Regions from separate parts of the Homo sapiens genome. Here region 2 is linked to region 1. Evidence: chromatin loops called from intact Hi-C (ENCODE). Cell type or tissue: Caco-2. All regions are shown on one strand. Each heading gives the region's core, and the rest is flanking DNA. Links, peaks and the distances in the headings are about the cores only. Region 1 overlaps ARHGAP29-AS1 (ARHGAP29 antisense RNA 1). Region 2 has its middle 5.0 kb from the start of ABCA4.

The links. Peaks named below come from ENCODE experiments on the same cell type or tissue, not always from the same donor. Only the 100,000 strongest peaks of a DNase experiment are listed, where the experiment ranks them.
Region 2: it touches region 1 in a loop (5-fold over the local background); 2 of 110 quality-filtered maps call a loop at or near these places.

The regions. Positions count from the first base shown.
Region 1 is chr1:94,331,686-94,340,022 of GRCh38, reverse strand. ARHGAP29-AS1 (ARHGAP29 antisense RNA 1) reads right to left here. Exons shown (of 4, transcript XR_002958338.2): 3 at 6,614-6,714; 4 at 5,217-5,511. Among named protein-coding and RNA genes, the nearest start is that of ABCD3, 83 kb to the left of the region's middle. In Caco-2, for the core only: a CTCF peak has its summit at 3,970 (motif pointing right); DNase peaks (open chromatin) are centred at 2,807 and 3,952.
Region 2 is chr1:94,121,940-94,130,276 of GRCh38, reverse strand. No RefSeq gene overlaps it. Among named protein-coding and RNA genes, the nearest start is that of ABCA4, 5.0 kb to the right of the region's middle. In Caco-2, for the core only: a CTCF peak has its summit at 3,817; DNase peaks (open chromatin) are centred at 3,936 and 4,276.

The DNA.
Region 1 (8,337 bases), core at 46-8,045:
GGGACTGGGGGACTAGGTAAGCACAGGGAGCCTGAGATGGGAGTGTCCTTGCAGTATCTGAGGAACAACAAGGCGTGGGGTGAAGGGAGGGTGAGAAAGGGGTGAGGGCTGGGCATTTGGGGCCGGGCGGGCCATGGCAAGAATGGGGAGAATGAGAGCAAGGGAGGAAATCAACCTGGACTTCCGCGGACAGGGGCCTGGCTTTTCAGTGGCAGTGACATAGCCACCAAGTGTAGCCACAGCCACCCCCACCCCACTGCTTCCTTGCCACAGAGCTTACATCCCATGCAAGGCTGAAAATACCACATAGTTGCCCTGCAGCTGGGCATAAGGAAGTGATTTGCAATCCATGTCACATAGCTTCTGTTCAGGCAGTTTGCAAAGAGGAGAGATGGTGTCCAAGAGCAGTCAGGAGGCCCTTGCCAGATTCTAGGACAGATGCCGGTTGTGTCTGACTAGTGATAATGGCCATAGGACAATAGATGAGGGTGGGCTGAGACACAGAGGACAGAGATGAAGCAGAAAGGGAGAATGAAGCAGATGAGAGAGGGGTGAATGGAGGAGGGGCAGAGCCTGGAGCAAAAGCCATGCTGTGGTTACAGAAAATGAGTTTCCTGATGTGGTGGCCCTGCCTGTCATAGCAAGAGGGAAAGAGCTCCGCCTTTGGGGAACACCAGAAGGCAAGAATGGAAAGGAACCAGACCCATTCACAGCTCTGGTCATTGCATATGTTATTCGTTCTGCCGAGGGTACCCTTTGCCTGGCAAATGCCTGTTTTTCTCTGTTCTCCTCTTCTGTACCAGACTGCAGGTGGGCTCCTTAGGGACCAGCTTAATGCTTTTTGTATCCCTGGCTCTTAATATAAATATATATAAATATTAATTTATATTAAGTTCTTATAATATAAATAGGTGATTATCAAATGAGTGCTGAATGAAATATTGATAATGAAAAACAGGAACAGGTAAAAAATGGTAATGAAAAGGGGTGAAATTGTGAAATATTTAAATTAGGGTATTGAGACATTCATAGATATTGGTGGAAGAGGTGAGGCTGTACTTGAAAACTCTTAGAAGATTCTGTATGTGGAAGGAGGATATTTAAATCTTTGAGCTAATACCAAATATGAGGAGGAATTGTAACTATTAACCAAGAAGAGCCCATGAAGAAGGGTTCAGAGAAAACTAAGTGAGATAATAAATTAAGTTCAAATTCTGAGCCCACAGATAACCTGAAGGTCAAGAAATCATGAGAGTAAGTCTTTCAAATTTTCTGAAAACATAGCACATTTTATGATGCGATCACACAATGCAATCATGAAAATCTTACACACTCAAGATCGTTTTTTCCAGAGGAATCAACATAAGGGCTGCATACTTAGCCTGCATGACATATAACATGGTAGTTTCATGGTACTTTTCTGGGAAATGACCTTTCAGCCAAGCCAATGGCAATGTTTCATGTTTCCAATTCCTTCTCTGCCTTAGGGCAACTTGGAGATATTAACATTATACCGGCTATAATGCTACTTTAATTTTTACCTTTTCTCAACTCTCTCATAGTATGTTCCATCTCAACCTAGGAGAATTTGGGGCCTCTCCTTTGCCCCATCCCCAGCCATCTGGCAATGTCTGGAGACATTTTTGTTTGTGATGACTGGAGGGGTGCTACCGGCACTGACTGGATAGACACCAGGGATGCTGCTGAACACCCTGCAATGCACAGGACCGCTCCCCACACCACAGAATTCTGAAGGCCAAAATGTCAATAGTGCCAAGGTTGAGAAAGCCTGCAAGTTTCTCCTAAATGTACAGCACAGATATGGCAACTGCCTGGCTGGCCAGCTTTAAGATTTTGTGGTTTTAACAAATGTAAAAAAATGGGAAGGATTTCCTTTTCTTTTCTTTCTTTCTTTTTTCTTTCTGAGATGGAGTCTCACTCTGTCACAAGGCTGGAGTGCAGTGGTGTGATCTTGGCTCACTGCAACCTCCACCTCCTGGGTTCAAGCAATTCTCTTGCCTCAGCCTCCCAAGTAGCTAGGACTACAGGTGCGTGCCACCATGCCCGGCTAATTTTTGTGTTTTTAGTAGAAACGGGGTTTCACCATGTTGGCCAGGATGGTCTCGATCTCTTGACCTTGTGATCCACCCACCTTGGCCTCCTAAAGTGCTAGGATTACAGGTGTGAGCCAACGCGCCCGGCCAAAAATGGGAAGGATATTCTTTGTTTCCATTTTAGAGGTTAAAATGAGATTTTATCAATATCTCTTATATTGCACTTCAAATTGTATCACACCTAAAGTCCACTTCCAATGCGAGGTTTTTCAGGTGCTTTTTTCAGGACTCACACCACCGTTTACCAAGTGCTTAGATGACATTGCTAAAGGGCTAGGAGAACAATGAAGGTTAAAAGCAGGTGGCAATAGACACTAAAATCCTGCCCAAAGTCACAGTCGTGGGTAGTGTGAAGTAGGGGTGTGTTGGGGCTCAGAAATCAATGCCTCAAAATGAAGGCCTTGGAAGCACCCTTAGAAGCAAAACCGTTTCTCTGCCCTTCCGCCCTATCAGTGCCATACTTGCCCTAGGCTAGTCATAGAAACTAGAATCCCTCTGCCCCCAAGGCAGGTCATAGAAACCAGAATCTTTTCTCCCCAAAGCTAGTCATAAAACTGAAAAATACTACTTTAATTTTCCCTCCACTTTTCTGCATAAAAACAGGCTATAAAGAAATTATCTGACCCACCTTGTTTGACTATGAGTCGTATAACCGCCCCCCCCATTCCAGACAGGGTCCTGCCCCATACCCAGAAGGAAGGAATGGTGCTCAGGAGGCCAAGAAGAATCCAGACAGACAGGCTTTGCTGGGCGTCCCCATTCAGTCTATTAGCATTGGATCATACTCTTTTCATCCAGTCATATTTCTACATGGCTGTCCATACTGTGGTGTACCTAAGCATAAAAATGGACAATTTCTCTTTTATCTTTGAGTCTTCATTCTGAAGGCGCCCATATATACATGTTAAATAGATGTGTATGCCTTTTTTCCAATTAACCTGCTTTTTGCTAGTTGATTTCTTCAGAGAACCTTCAGAGAAACAAGGGGAAAGCTCTCCCTCGGCCCCTGCAGTGGCTGGCCTTCAGTCCCAGCTTCACCCGCCAGCTCTGTCACTGACCAGTCACTGGCCCTTGGCAGTTCCCTCTCTGTGCTTCAGTTTTCTCTTTGGGAAATGAGGATTATGGTAAAGGGCTTACCTCTTTGTGGTGCGAATGCACATGTGACAAAATTAGAGCAGCACCTAGTGTGTAGAAAGCTTAGTTACCAAGATGGCGGGCACTTCCATTTACGAACCAAAGTGCTGCTGCTGTGAGGAAATAGCATAAGTATAGTTTATGTTTTCTTTGGCTGGCCAGCTTTAACTTTTTGTGGGTTTTTTTTTTTTTTTTTTCTGAGACAGAGTCTCACCCTGTTGCCCAGGCTGGAGTGTAGTGGCGCCACAATCTCAGCTCACAGCAACCTCCACCTCCCGGGTTCAGGCGATTTTCCTGCCTCAGCCTCCTAAGTAAGAGCGTGCCACCACGCCCGGCTAATTTTTGGTATCTTTAGTAGAGACGGTTTCACCGTGTTGGCCAGGCTGGTCTCGAACCCCTGACCTCGTGATCCACCCTCCTCAGCCTCCTACCTTGATTTCCATTTTTGAGGTTACAATGAGACTTTATTGTTATTTCTCATATTACTTTATATTTGTAAATTAATAAAGCAAATTACATATATTTGCTTTGTAATTTGCTTTATTAACTTACAAGCAAAATTAATAGAAGTGATTTTTATTAATAGCCGTGATTTTTCAAAGAATCACTAATAGCTATGATAGCAGGAAGAGCAATTCCTGGAACCACAGGCGTTATCCTGTATCTGTTGTTTCTCCCAGTTTTGTAACACATCACAAGAGGGCGCGAGAAGACGCCTTTTTGAACACAAGCAAGCCTCAGGCTGAAAATTTTGTTCTTTAAGCGGTACCAAAATAGTCACAAGATGGTGCTAACAGATTCCTTTTGAAAACCTAAATGGGCAGTCTCGATTTGGTTATTGGAATTATATAAAAGCTAATACTGCAGTTATCACTTTAATTAGAACAATACAATTCACGAGGTCAAGGGCAAACTTTTCAGTTCAAACGTAGACCAAATAGTCTCTGTTCTAGATCTAATCATAGCAAAGGTTTTGGAGTGAAAGTTTCTGTCTCTATTAATCAAAGTTTTAACAAAAAATATATTTTAAAAAATCATACTTAACAGGTGTTGAGTTAGCAGCCCTATTTCACAGAAAGGATGGAGTTCTTGAGGTCTGCTCTAAAGATCCCCTGCCTTGAGGAATGACTGTGAGGGGGAGCTACCTTGGGGAGTTCTGGTTTCTTTTCATTACAAGTTTACTCCTCGGCAAATTAGAGACTTGCTGAAAGAAAAGTAACAGGTCATCTCTGGAGTCCTGGATTTTATTCAAAGAAGAGCATGAAACATGATTTTAGACAACAAAAATAAAAGCAAGATTTTTTTGTCGTGTCTTTCCTTCTGAGCCTGAACTTACCTTCCCGTGGGGCGGGATGGCCCCCAGCAAGTGGAGAAGAATGAGGCTGAGGGACACATTCAAAGCAGAATGCATGCATAGCTTTTAAGAATATGATACAACAGCCTCAAGAACAGGAACTTGGGGTCATTCAGATGTCCTAACAGGAGGAATCAAATAGTGGCAGCTCCTTCAAATCGGTCGGTTCCTCTACTATTTCACTTTCTCCTTTTTGTATTTATGTAAAGAACAGGCTTGAGAATTATCATGCAATACTGAAGTAAGGAAAAGCTCTGAAGTCAGGAATGAAGGAATCCCACTTTTGTTACGTCAAAATTGCCAGAAGCCTAGACTAGAAGCAGGAGGGGGAGGAGAAAAGAAGCTAAGAGGGAGAAGGAGGTGATCAGGATTGAAAAACCACTCTAACCAGCAAGGTCTTAGCACCCTCTCACTCAGAACTCATATAATTCTCAAAATAACTCTACCAGTTTGGTGCTTTTACCTACACTTGACAGATATGGAAACTGAGAATGTGAGAAGGTAAGTCACTTTTTCAAGGTCACGCAACTAGTAAGGGGTGGAACCAGGAGTCAACCCAGATAGCTAAGAAATGCCAAGTATGTGGAATTTTAATAAAAGCTGACAAGGAATCATCCAGAACCTTTCATATTTACTCTGTGGCAGTTGTTGTCAGAGGAACATACAGAAAACAGGTAATTTGCTCTTCATTGCTGTGACTGAGGGGCAATGACCACGGAGGATACAGATAGGACTATAGTCTCTTCCCAGGGAAGGGAGTCTGGCTCTTCTCTGGAGGGCCCGGGATGCTGGGTGGTTTCCAGTGTAGGATGGAAGAAGCTACTTCCATGTTCCAGGCTGCGGCCTACCCAGCAGAAACTGCCTGGCTCCTTCCAAGGTGGTAGTTTCCCTCTGCTGTTTATTGATGTGCTATAAAAAGAAAAGTGCTTGTAAGCAACGCAAGTGCATGAACAACTTAATTAAAATAATTAAAGTAATAGCTTGTGAAAAAAAGTAGTAAAACTAATTATTATAAAGTAGCTGTGTGGGAGGATGAAAATTGCTGACATTCTTTAGGTCTAAGCTGCTCTGTTTGGCACAGAAAACACAGACAGTTTAACTATATCCTCAGAAGGGATCTGAGGTTCCCCTCTCCCAACTTAGATTTTAACTCTCCTGTTTCTCAGTTTTTAATTTCCTCCTTGGCAACAACCACACACGAATGACCCTCCAGTTCTCACTCCGAGTTGTCCCTTCTAGTCAAGCATCTGACTTTTTTTTTTTTTTTAGAGGGAGTCTTGCTCTGTCGCCCAGGCTGGAGTGCAGTGGGATGATCTCATCACTGCAACCTCCGCCTCCCGGGTTCAAGCAATTCTCCTGTCTCAGCCTCCCAAGTAGCTGGGATTAAAGGTGCACCCCACCATGCCCAGCTAATTTTTGTATTTTTAGTAGAGACGAGGTTTCACCATATTGGTCAGGCTGGTCTCGAACTCCTGACCTCAGGTGATCCGCCTGCCTTGGCCTCCCAAAGTCCTGGAATTACAGGCGTGAGGCACCGCGCCCAGCTGCATCTGACTTTTTTTTTTTTTTTAACTCAAAGAAGTATAAAAGTTTAGAATCTGAGAAGCTCAGTGCTGAAGGAACCTGCAAACCTGCTGGTAAAATTATCTGTAGGATGCGTGGCTCCCTTTGCAAACGTTCCCAGAGTGTTGCCACTTGATGGTTATCCAGCCTTTGCTGGAGCCCTTTCAGTGAGGACAAAATGACAGCTGTGGTAGCTCTGGCTGCTGTCGAGCGCCTTTTTGTTTTAAGTTACACTCAGTCCTTTTAGTGCCCCAGTATTCCTCATTCTCTGCTTCGAGGCCGTAGTGAATAAGGAAACTGCCCCTTCCAAATATTTGAAGGAAGAGCGATGTCAGCTCATGCCTTCCCAGTGTCTAATTCAATTGCCAAACCAGCCAGGTGTTCCACGCACAGGAGTGGAGCTCCAGCTGAGAGGTCCCACAGTTTACCTAGGCTCAGCCATGTTTACCTGAGATGGGCAGATGCAGCCCGGCTGAGAGCAGGGTCAGAGTCAGCTGAGAGGAGCCACAGTCGGAGCTGAGGGAAAATCGGTGAACATCAAGCCCAGACCTAGAATAGGGAACAGAAGAAGGACATCAAACTTGCTAGCTCAGAGCATCAAAAGTAGAGGAGAAACAGAAAGAAGGGTCCAGAAAGGCAGTTCAGAACTAAGACCATGAATGGTCAATTTGTACAGGAGCTCCCCTCTCCAGGGTGAGTCACGCACATCTCATGGCCATGCAGGGCAATCCCCTCTGTCAAACAGACGCCTGGTAGCTCTTCAAGTATTCATTGTGTGACAGGCTTTTGCTACTCCCTTTATTAGCCATTCTATAATCTTTCAGATCATCTCATAGAATAACTGGTCATTAGTAGGTGGAACCCAGCTGACACTTTTGGATGATGAGTGAGAGGTGCTTAAAAATGTATATCAGAACACAGAGCAGACTTTCTTTGCTCAGGAAAAATCACTTTAGTGGACTCTCTTAATTATGTAAACATAATTTGATATAGGATGGGAGTTACATCCAATTACAACACTGCACAGCCAATAACTTAAAACCAAATATGGGACATCCCTGTGTTTAAAACTCACCTGGTCACTCTTAACCCCTTATATGTAGAGTTCCCTGACAACATTTCCACTTCATTTCACTGCCCTGAGCTCCTCTTTCTCACTTCCCTTCTGGCTTTCAGCCTTCAATTCTTTTTTTTTTTTTTTTTACTTTTATTTTAGGTTAAGGGGTACAAGTGCAGGTTTGTTATATAGGGAAACTTATGACATGGGGGTTTGTTGTACAGATTATTTTGTCACCCAGGTACTAAGCCTAGTACCCAATAATAATTTTTTTTTTTTTTTTGAGACGGAGTCTCCCTCTGTCGCCAGGCTGAAGTGCAGTGACATGATCTTGGCTCACTGCAACTTCTGCCTCCCAGGTTTAAGCGATTCTCCTGCCTCAGCCTCCTGAGTAGCTGGGACTACAGGCATGCACCACCACGCCCAGCTAATTTTTGTATTTTTAGTAAAGACAGGGTTTCACCATGTTGGCCAGGATGGTCTCAATCTCTTGACCTTGTGATCTGCCCGCCTCGGCCTCCCAAAGTGCTGAGATTACAGGCGTTAGCCACTGCAGCCGGCCTTAATAATTTTTTTTATCTTCTCCCTCCTCCCACCATCCACCCTCAGGCAGGCCCAGTGTCTGCTGTTCCCTTCTTTGTGTCCGAGTTCTCATCATTTAGCTCCTACTTATAAGTGACAACATGTAGGATTGGTTTTCTGTTCCTGCATTAGTTTGCTGAGGATGATGGTTTCCAGCTCCATGTTTCTGCAGAGGACATAATCTCATTCTTTTTTATTCAGACTTCAATTCTTTTTTCTTTTTTTATTTTTAGAGACAAGGTCTCCCTCTGTCACCCAGGCTAGAGTACAGTAGCATGATCTTTGCTCACTGCAACCTCTTCCTCCTGGGTTCAAGCGATTCTCATGCCTCAGACTCCAGAGTAACTGGGATTATAGGCATGCGCCAACATATATGGCTAACTTTTGTATTTTTAGTGGAAATGGGGTTTCACCATGTTGGCCAGCTGGTCTCAAATTCCTCCTGGTCTCAAGTGATCTGCCCGACCTGGCCTCCCAAAGTGCTGGGATTACAGGCATGTAATAGCTTTCAATTCTTGATACATTTCTTATAC
Region 2 (8,337 bases), core at 275-8,274, 210 kb after region 1:
AAAATCTCTGGACTCCCGTGGGTTTTCTGGGTGTCAAATCGGCAAAACTCTAAACAGCTTTGGAAGTGAGTGTATTAAATGTGTTTGGAATAACAACCTGCCTCTCATTTTTGATAACAACTTGATTTAGCTTTTTTTTTTTTTTTTTTTTTTTGAGACAGTCTCGCTCTGACATCCAGGCTGGAGTGCAGTGGCTCAATCTCAGCTCACTGCAAGCTCCGCCTCTTGGGTTCCCGCCATTCTCCTGCCTCAGCCTCCCAAGTAGCTGGGACTACAGGAGCCTGCCACCACGCCCGGCTAATTTTTTTTGTATTTTTAGTAGAGACGGGGTTTCACCATGTTAGCCAGGATGGTCTCGATCTCCTGACCTCATGATCTGCCCGCCTCGGCCTCCCAAAGTGCTGGGATTACAGGCATGAGCCACCGCTCCCGGCCCGATTTAGCTTTATTCTGCTAAAGCAGAGCCCATCGCTCTGGGGTATATGGACTCCACCCTACCCCCGTGCCTCCCTGGACTCCACGAAGACTTCCCAAAGGTGCCTGGCCAGGTAGTTTATATGAATACATTCCCCGATCTTTAGTTTCCATATGTGTAGTCACCCCAAACTGATCTGCCTTCAGCAGAGCTTGGGGTGCCAGCAGAAGCCCCAAAGCAGCTGAAGATTGAGAAGAAAGTTGGTTCCACTGCAGGACACAAACTCGACCTTGCTTTTCCTGGGGCCAAGAGACCTCTGAACGGATTTAGCTGTCCTAGGCCAGAAGAAACCGTACCTGGGAAAACAATTTCCAGAAAGCATTGTTATTGGTGCTAATTATTGGGTTAAACTGTCAAGCTGAACTGAATAACAATACTCTTTATCTGTCGTTTGCCAATTAATAAAATGGATATAATGGTGAGTGTATGTGTCTGGGTGAGAAGGGAGGGGGAGTTGTCTGTGAATAATTTGTCCCCCTAAGATTTCTACACACTGTCTATAAGTTTTTTTTCCATTTTAGATGACTGACTAAACTGCACTTTGCTTTAGAAATGATCAAAGGAGAGCAAAGTTAAGATGAGGCAATGAATCTGCACATAAGATTTCTCATTATCTGACTTAATCTCCTTATTGACCTCCTATGCAAATTTAAGTTAGAAGTCATGAGGATGAGCTCCCTCAACTCTCAGCCTCCACTCCCTCAGTGAATCGTACTTACTTCCTGGCCTCCTTTCCTGCAGTGTCTGTGGAATGCAAGGAGCCCCTTCCCCTGCCCAGGGCTAATCCCACCTCCTCCACTTCCTCGGGAACCCCATCAACCATCCCCCAGTAACTTTAGCATCTCTCTCTCAACCAGCTGTCTCCCACACATTAACGTGGTTCAATCTCTCCTGTCTTCAGGGAAAAGACCTCCTGGACCCAGTGTTCTCGTTCCCTGCAGCTGCTGTGGCCACTGGAAAGAGTAGCTCCCATCTCCAGGGTCTTGCTCTTCAACCCTCTGCTGTCTTGTTTCTGCCTCCCATTAAAACTGTTCTTTCAGAGGTCAGTTGTCAAATCCAATGGGCAGCTTTCAGTCTTTATCCTTCTAGGCCTTTCTTGAGCCATTTAGTACTGCAGACTGATCCTTCCTCCTGAAACATCCTCTTTCTGTGGCTCCCAGGGCACCCCTCTTTCCAGACTTTTCTCCATCATCTCTAGCTCATCCTGCTCAGCCTCCCTCACTGGGTTCTCTTCCTTCACCTGTTTAAAAATAAATAAATAAATAACAGACTATGATTGAAGTATACATACAGAGAAGTGCACAAATCGTAAGTTCACAGGTTGATCATTTTCACAGACAGAACACTCCACGTAACTAGCACTGAGATCAAAAGATGATGTGTTTCCAGCACGCTTAGAAATGGTCTTGTGCCCCTTCCAGCCACCAGATCCCCCGAAGAGTAACTACCATCTTGACTTCAAGCATTAGAGATGAGTTTTTTCTGTGCTTGAACTTTGTAAATGTAGGCTATGAATGCTCTGCCAGGCTTCTTTTGCTCAGCATTATGTATGGGAAAATTGTATTTTTGTAGATGTGGTTTATTCATGCTCACTGCAGTGAGAGATTTGGCTGAGAGAATATACCATAATTCATTTATCCATTCTTCTGTGACAGATATTTCCAAGTTTTGCTGTTAGAAGGGATGTTGTGATGAACACTTGTGTACCTGCCTTTTAAATAATCAGTTCCCTAGATTTCCATCTTAGACCTTTCCCCCTACATAGTCCCCTGGAATATTTGGAATATTTGGAGGAACTCTGGAATATTTGGAGGAGGTGATGGACAAAGATTGTTTAGACATAAAAGCAGTAACTCTCTTCTCATTCCCAAGAAAAACTCATGAAAATGTTCAAGTGAGTATTGTTTTTGCAAATAGTACTATTTTCATAAGCTAAACTTCAATATCTACATGTCAATCCAATAGTAACAACAACCTGAGGTCCAAAATTATTACAGGCAAAGTGAAATTAGTACCAGCTGGAGTGCAAGATTTTTATAGGGGAAATTCAATTAGTAAAATAAAATTTATTTCTCAGCTGATGGGCCCAATGATTCCACAATACCACTGAGTCCTTTAGTTCTATTAGTTTGGTCATTAATTTCTGCTCCACAATAATTAGAGATGAGGGGACCTCTTTTGCTGTGTAAATTTTCCTAGCAATGAAAGGTAGAAAATTGGGCATGCCATTCTTGCTACAATGACCAGCCAAATCAAAGCAATATGCAATAGCTCCAAGCCACATGGCTTACTAATAAGACCATGTCAAGTATGAGAACAGTCAAGATTGATTAATAAGTAAAATTGAGCTATAGGCATTTTAGGTAAAAGTAAAGTTCTGGAATTACATTTGCATCAAGTTTGTAAAGTTTTTTTAAGTGTTTTGTTATTCAATAATTCAGAAATTATTTTCATTTTGGTATAATTATCAGAAAAAAAGTATGAATTTAAATTTACTGATATAGTTAGTAAGCTACAGTTAGATATTAATCTTATTCTGTCTTGAGGAGGTAGGGGGAAATGCCTTACCCCAAATCTTACAATTTTAAGTTTTTTCTCCTCCAAAGATATTTTAAAATATGGGAATTTTGGAGATATTTTTTCTGGAAAAATTCCTCTTCTCTGTGCCAAATGGTTTTGAAATATCCATCACTTCTCTCTGATGGTAAACTATGTGATATTGCTTCTATTTTTTAAAACAAAGGAAAAATATTTTTACAGTTCCACTTTGAGGCGCTTTAGAAAGAATTCTGGTAATGCTGAGTGAACAATAAATAAATTTTAAACAAAAGTCGATTCAGAATTGGAAACAAATATTTCACTTGATTCATTGGCCATGAAAGGATTTGGAGAATCAGATGATATCATTTTAATGTTTTTGTAACCTATGAAAGCACTTCCGTTCCAGCTAGTAATGTGCAATGGTTGATGTATTTTGAACTTGCCACACATCTTCCTACTTGGCTTGACACTGCTTAGCAAGTTTTGAAAACTTGTAAGCCTTTTCTTAAGAGATGCAGGAATTGCTGATATTGGGTATTTTGGATTTCTTTTACTTTCTTGAAGATACTCATGACAGTACCTCTCTTCTTTAAATTCTGCTGCAACTCCATTGGATTATGTTAGTATTTATAATACTTATATTATTATTGCAATCATGGACCTACCCAGGAATTTTATTCATATACTATGGAAGCCAAATTTGAACTAATTTAGGCAAAAGGAGGTTTTATTGAAAGGATTGGAGTGTCTTACTGCTAATCTGCCTGAAGAGGAGGGAACAGCTGTCTCCCAGGGACAGCTGGAACCAGGGACTCAGCTACAACTGGGACCTATGCTCTCTACCTCGGCCTCTCTGTGCATTCCCTTCATTCTCTGTTACTGCAGATCAGATTTCTCCTAGTGGTGGGGAACACAGCCTCAGGTCCTCTGCTAGCCTATATGGCATTTTTATGCAAATTAGAAAAGGTGCTCCTCTGGGTGGATGCAGCCTCGTGGTTGTATAGTTTGGTGAGCAGAAGACGCCTTTGTGAAAGGAAAAAGGTACCTCCTTTGATAGGATGCAGCCCTATACCAGGGTCCCGGGCTTGTTTAGCAAAAACAAGTGAAATCCAGTCCCCAGTCTTTGCTTAGGCCCCTACGTACACAAACTGAACCTAGTGACCCAGCATGGCCTCTAATTTCTCAACACTTCTGTACTTCTGTAATGATTAACCCATGCTTCTCACAGATCCATGCCCCAAATTTCTGTGAATAGGCCCTGACTGGCCCAGCTAAGATCATGTGACTGCACATGACCAGTCCACTTTGGCATTAACAAGCCTACTGCAGACTCTTCCCTTGGTGTTGGAGTCACTCCTAGAAAAGAGCAAATCTTTGTGAGCCAGGCAGTCAACCTGCTGGCAGCTTCCACTCAGCCTTGGAGTTTTTTCTATGTGTAACTTTCATAAACTGAGCCTTATTTATTTATTTTTTGCACTATCATCTCATGAAATATTATTGCGTAAGCTGAGGAAACATGTTATTCATGATGACTGGAGTTTCAAGTTTTAATTGTACAATGATTTAGTTTTGAGTTTGGTAGAAATAAAATCAAATTTAAAAATCAGATATTTTTCATCTTACATTATGATGTCCCAAAACTGCCTTTATGCTTGTGACATAGATTCATAATGTCTTCTCATTCCACCTGTAATCACTGTTTGAAATAAACATATGTCTAATGATATATTTGGGGACATTCTATTTTCTTCAGCTTGTTGCAAGTGAATTGATGGTGATCTTTTGGTATTGGTTTCATTATCAAATTTATCTCCACTCCAAAATTACAGTAATTTCAAAGTAATTTAGTCTATATATTTTTCCATAGCTTTTCTTCCAAATAGAAACTGTAAAAAGTTATAAATTACTTCTCTCCACTACTGAATTTTTGTTTGCAGAATAACTGATGTAAGTAGCAGAATGCCTCTTCCTAGTTCAACCCTCAGGAATAGAAGTGAGAAGATCTTTAAAACTTCACCATTTTCCTTGACTTGTTTATAATTCTGAATGTAAATGTGAATTGATATGGTCTATCGCTTAACACCACAACTCTTAATCTATGTGCAGGGTCGTAGCTCAAAACTACTGCCAGGACCACATCAATTTCATATTCACCCTGATCAATGTGTATTAATGGTGATAACTATGAGAATGAAATGTACAGTTATCAGTATCATTTTTGACTCACTAGGTATATCCTCAGAAATATATGAAAAAACTAAACACAGCTTTTAGTTTGACATAATTTTTAAACAACTGGAGTTACCTTGGGAGAAAAATCCTACCAAATATCTATAATATTGAAAGAGTAAAAAAGAGTTAAATGTCCTTAACATCATTAATCATTAGGGACATGCAAATCAAAACCACAGTGAAATACCATCTCACACCCTTTAGGATGGTGGTGATAAGAAGAAAAACAGAGCATAACAAGTGTTGGCCAGGATGTGGAAAAGCTGGAACCATTGTGCACTGCTGATTGGAAAGTACAATGGTGCAGCTGCTAAGGGAAATAGTATGGTAGTTCTTCAAAAAATAAACAGTTATACCATTTGATTCAGCAGTTTCACTCCTAGGTATATACCCCAAAGAATTGAAAGCAGAATCTCAAATATTTGTACACCTATGTTCATAGCAGCATTACTCACAATAGCCAAAAGGTGGAAACAACCCGAATGACCCTGGATGGACGAATGGATAAACAAAATGAGGTCTATACTGACAATAGGATATTAATTGACCTTAAAAAGGAAAGAAATTCTGGCCGGGCACGGTGGCTCACACCTGTAATACCAGCACTTTGGGAGGCCAAGGCAGGCAGATCACCTGAGGTTGGGAGTTTGAGACCAGCCTGACCAACATGGAGAAACCTCATATCTACTTAAAATACAAAAAAAAAAATTAGCCAAGCATGGTGGCGCCTGCCTGTAATCCCAGGTACTCAGTAGGCTGAGGCAGGAGAATCGCTTGAACAGGAAGCAGAGGTTGCAATGAGCTGAGATTGCACCATCACACTCCAGCCTGGGCAACAAGAGTGAAACTGCATCTCAAAAAAAAAAAAAACAAAAAAAACAAAAAAAGAAATTCTGACACATCTGCTATGGTCTAAATTATGTGTTCCTCTAAAATTCATAAATTGAAATCCTAACCCCCAAGGTGATGGTATTAGGAGGTGAGGCTTTGTGGAGGTGATTAGGTCATGAGGGTACAACCCTCGTGAATGGGACTAGTGCCCTCATAAAAAGAAGCCCAAGAGAGACCCCTTTTCCCTTCCACTGGATGAGGTCACACCAAGAAGTTACCATCTACATGTCAGGAAATAGGCCCTCACCAGACACCAAATCTATTGGCACCTTGATCTTGGACTTCCCAGCCTGCAAAGCTGTGAGAAATAAGTTCCTGTTGTTTATAAACCACCCAGTTTATGGTATTTTGTTATAGCAGCTCAAACAGATTAAGATGGCTTGCTACAACATAGATGAACTTTAAAGATTATGCTTTTCTATGATTCCACTTAGATGGGGTACCAAGAGTAGTCAAGTTCATTGAGACAGAAAATAGAGTGGTTGGCAGGGGCTAGGGGGAGGGAACTCTGGGGAGTTAGTGTTTAATGGATACAGAGTTTCAGTTTTGCAAAATGAAAAAGTTCTGAAGATGGATGGTGCTGATGGCTGCACAATATGAATGTATCAACACTACTCAACTGTACACTTAAAATAAGGTTCAAATGATACATTTTATTTCATGTGTGTGTCAATCTCAACAAACAGATTTGTTCAGGCAAGGAAACTGGTTAGATGCGAATAATACTATTAGAGCATCATCAATTGAATATTAACAAAGTGCTCATAGTTTAACTTTCTAGCTCAAGGAAGAATGGACCATTTTGAAACTATGACAGAACATTACTTATATAGCTGATGTCTTTGGGAATTGGAAGGAGGCATATTCCTTCACCAGCTGTGGCTCCCCTTCAGCAACCTCATATACTCTCCAAGCTTCTCTTTCCTGGGTCACCTGTTTAATCACTCCCGGGACTTAATCTTCCACCTATATGTTGACCACTCACAAATCTATGTCTCCATCTCACAAGCTTATTCTTGACTCCAGACCCAAGTATTCAACTGCCTGCTGAATACGTGTGGTCAGATGTCATAGAACTTCAGCTTCAGTATATCAAATGCAAACCCCTGTTCCCCCCAACTGCCTCCTACTCCCCACTGGCCTTCCTCTGGCATTCCCTCCTCAGTTATGAGCACCACCGTCTCACTAGCCAGCCAGTCAAGCCCCAAACTCCATCTAGCTGACTTCTGCCTCTTCCTCACCACCCTCTTCCAGTAACTCATCAGGCACTGCTGTGTCTCATTCCTTCCTATCCCTCCAGTCCCTCCCCTTCTCTCCATCATGGCTGTCACTGCATGGTTCAGGCTCTCTGGCTCCCCCCAAACCACCCCCACATTGCTGCCGAGGTGAACTGACTACTCTTGGCAGCCACTGGATTAAAATCTTTCATCATCTTCAGCATGATAAAACCCATATCCTTTAGCATGTAACAAGGTCTTAATGATTCTGCCAGAGCTTGCTTGGGGGTAGCCTGCACTTGTGGGCCACTCCAGTCACTTCACAGGTGCTCAGTAAATCTCAGTTGAATCAGTCATCATCATCATCATCATCATCATCATCATCATCATCATCAATTTTTCAGTCTGGTTCCTGTCTCCTTTTCCAGCATCCTCCATTCATAGCCTCATAGCCTTCACTCCAGCCATGTTTCACTTGTGGTTTTCCTGGGCAAGATAAGCTATTCCTCCCTGTCTTTGCAGAGTTTAAATGACTCACTTGTTCAAGTACCCACCGTTGCCATGTGGGACCGTGAGCAAAGTACTTAATCTCACTAAGCTTCACGTTCCTCATCTGTAAAACAGCAAATATGGACCTCACAAAATTGTAGTGAGGCTAAAATGAAATAACATATGCAAAAGCAGTTTATAAATAATAAACTTACTATAAAATATTATTTTGTAATTCTGCAAGCTTGTCTTAAATGCCATCACCTCCAAGGAGCCTTTTTGCCATCATAAGCAGAAACTATCTCTCTCTTCTTGGAAGCTCCACCATGCACAGCCTATGGGCCCTCATCACACTCCTTGAGTTATTCGAGTTCAAGTCCCGTGTTTACAACCAGACCGCAAACTCTATGAAGTCAGCATCCATTCCTCTCTGTGGTTCTCCCTCCGCCCCATCCAGGTCTCAAGGGTCTAGAGTCTTTCAAAGAGAACACA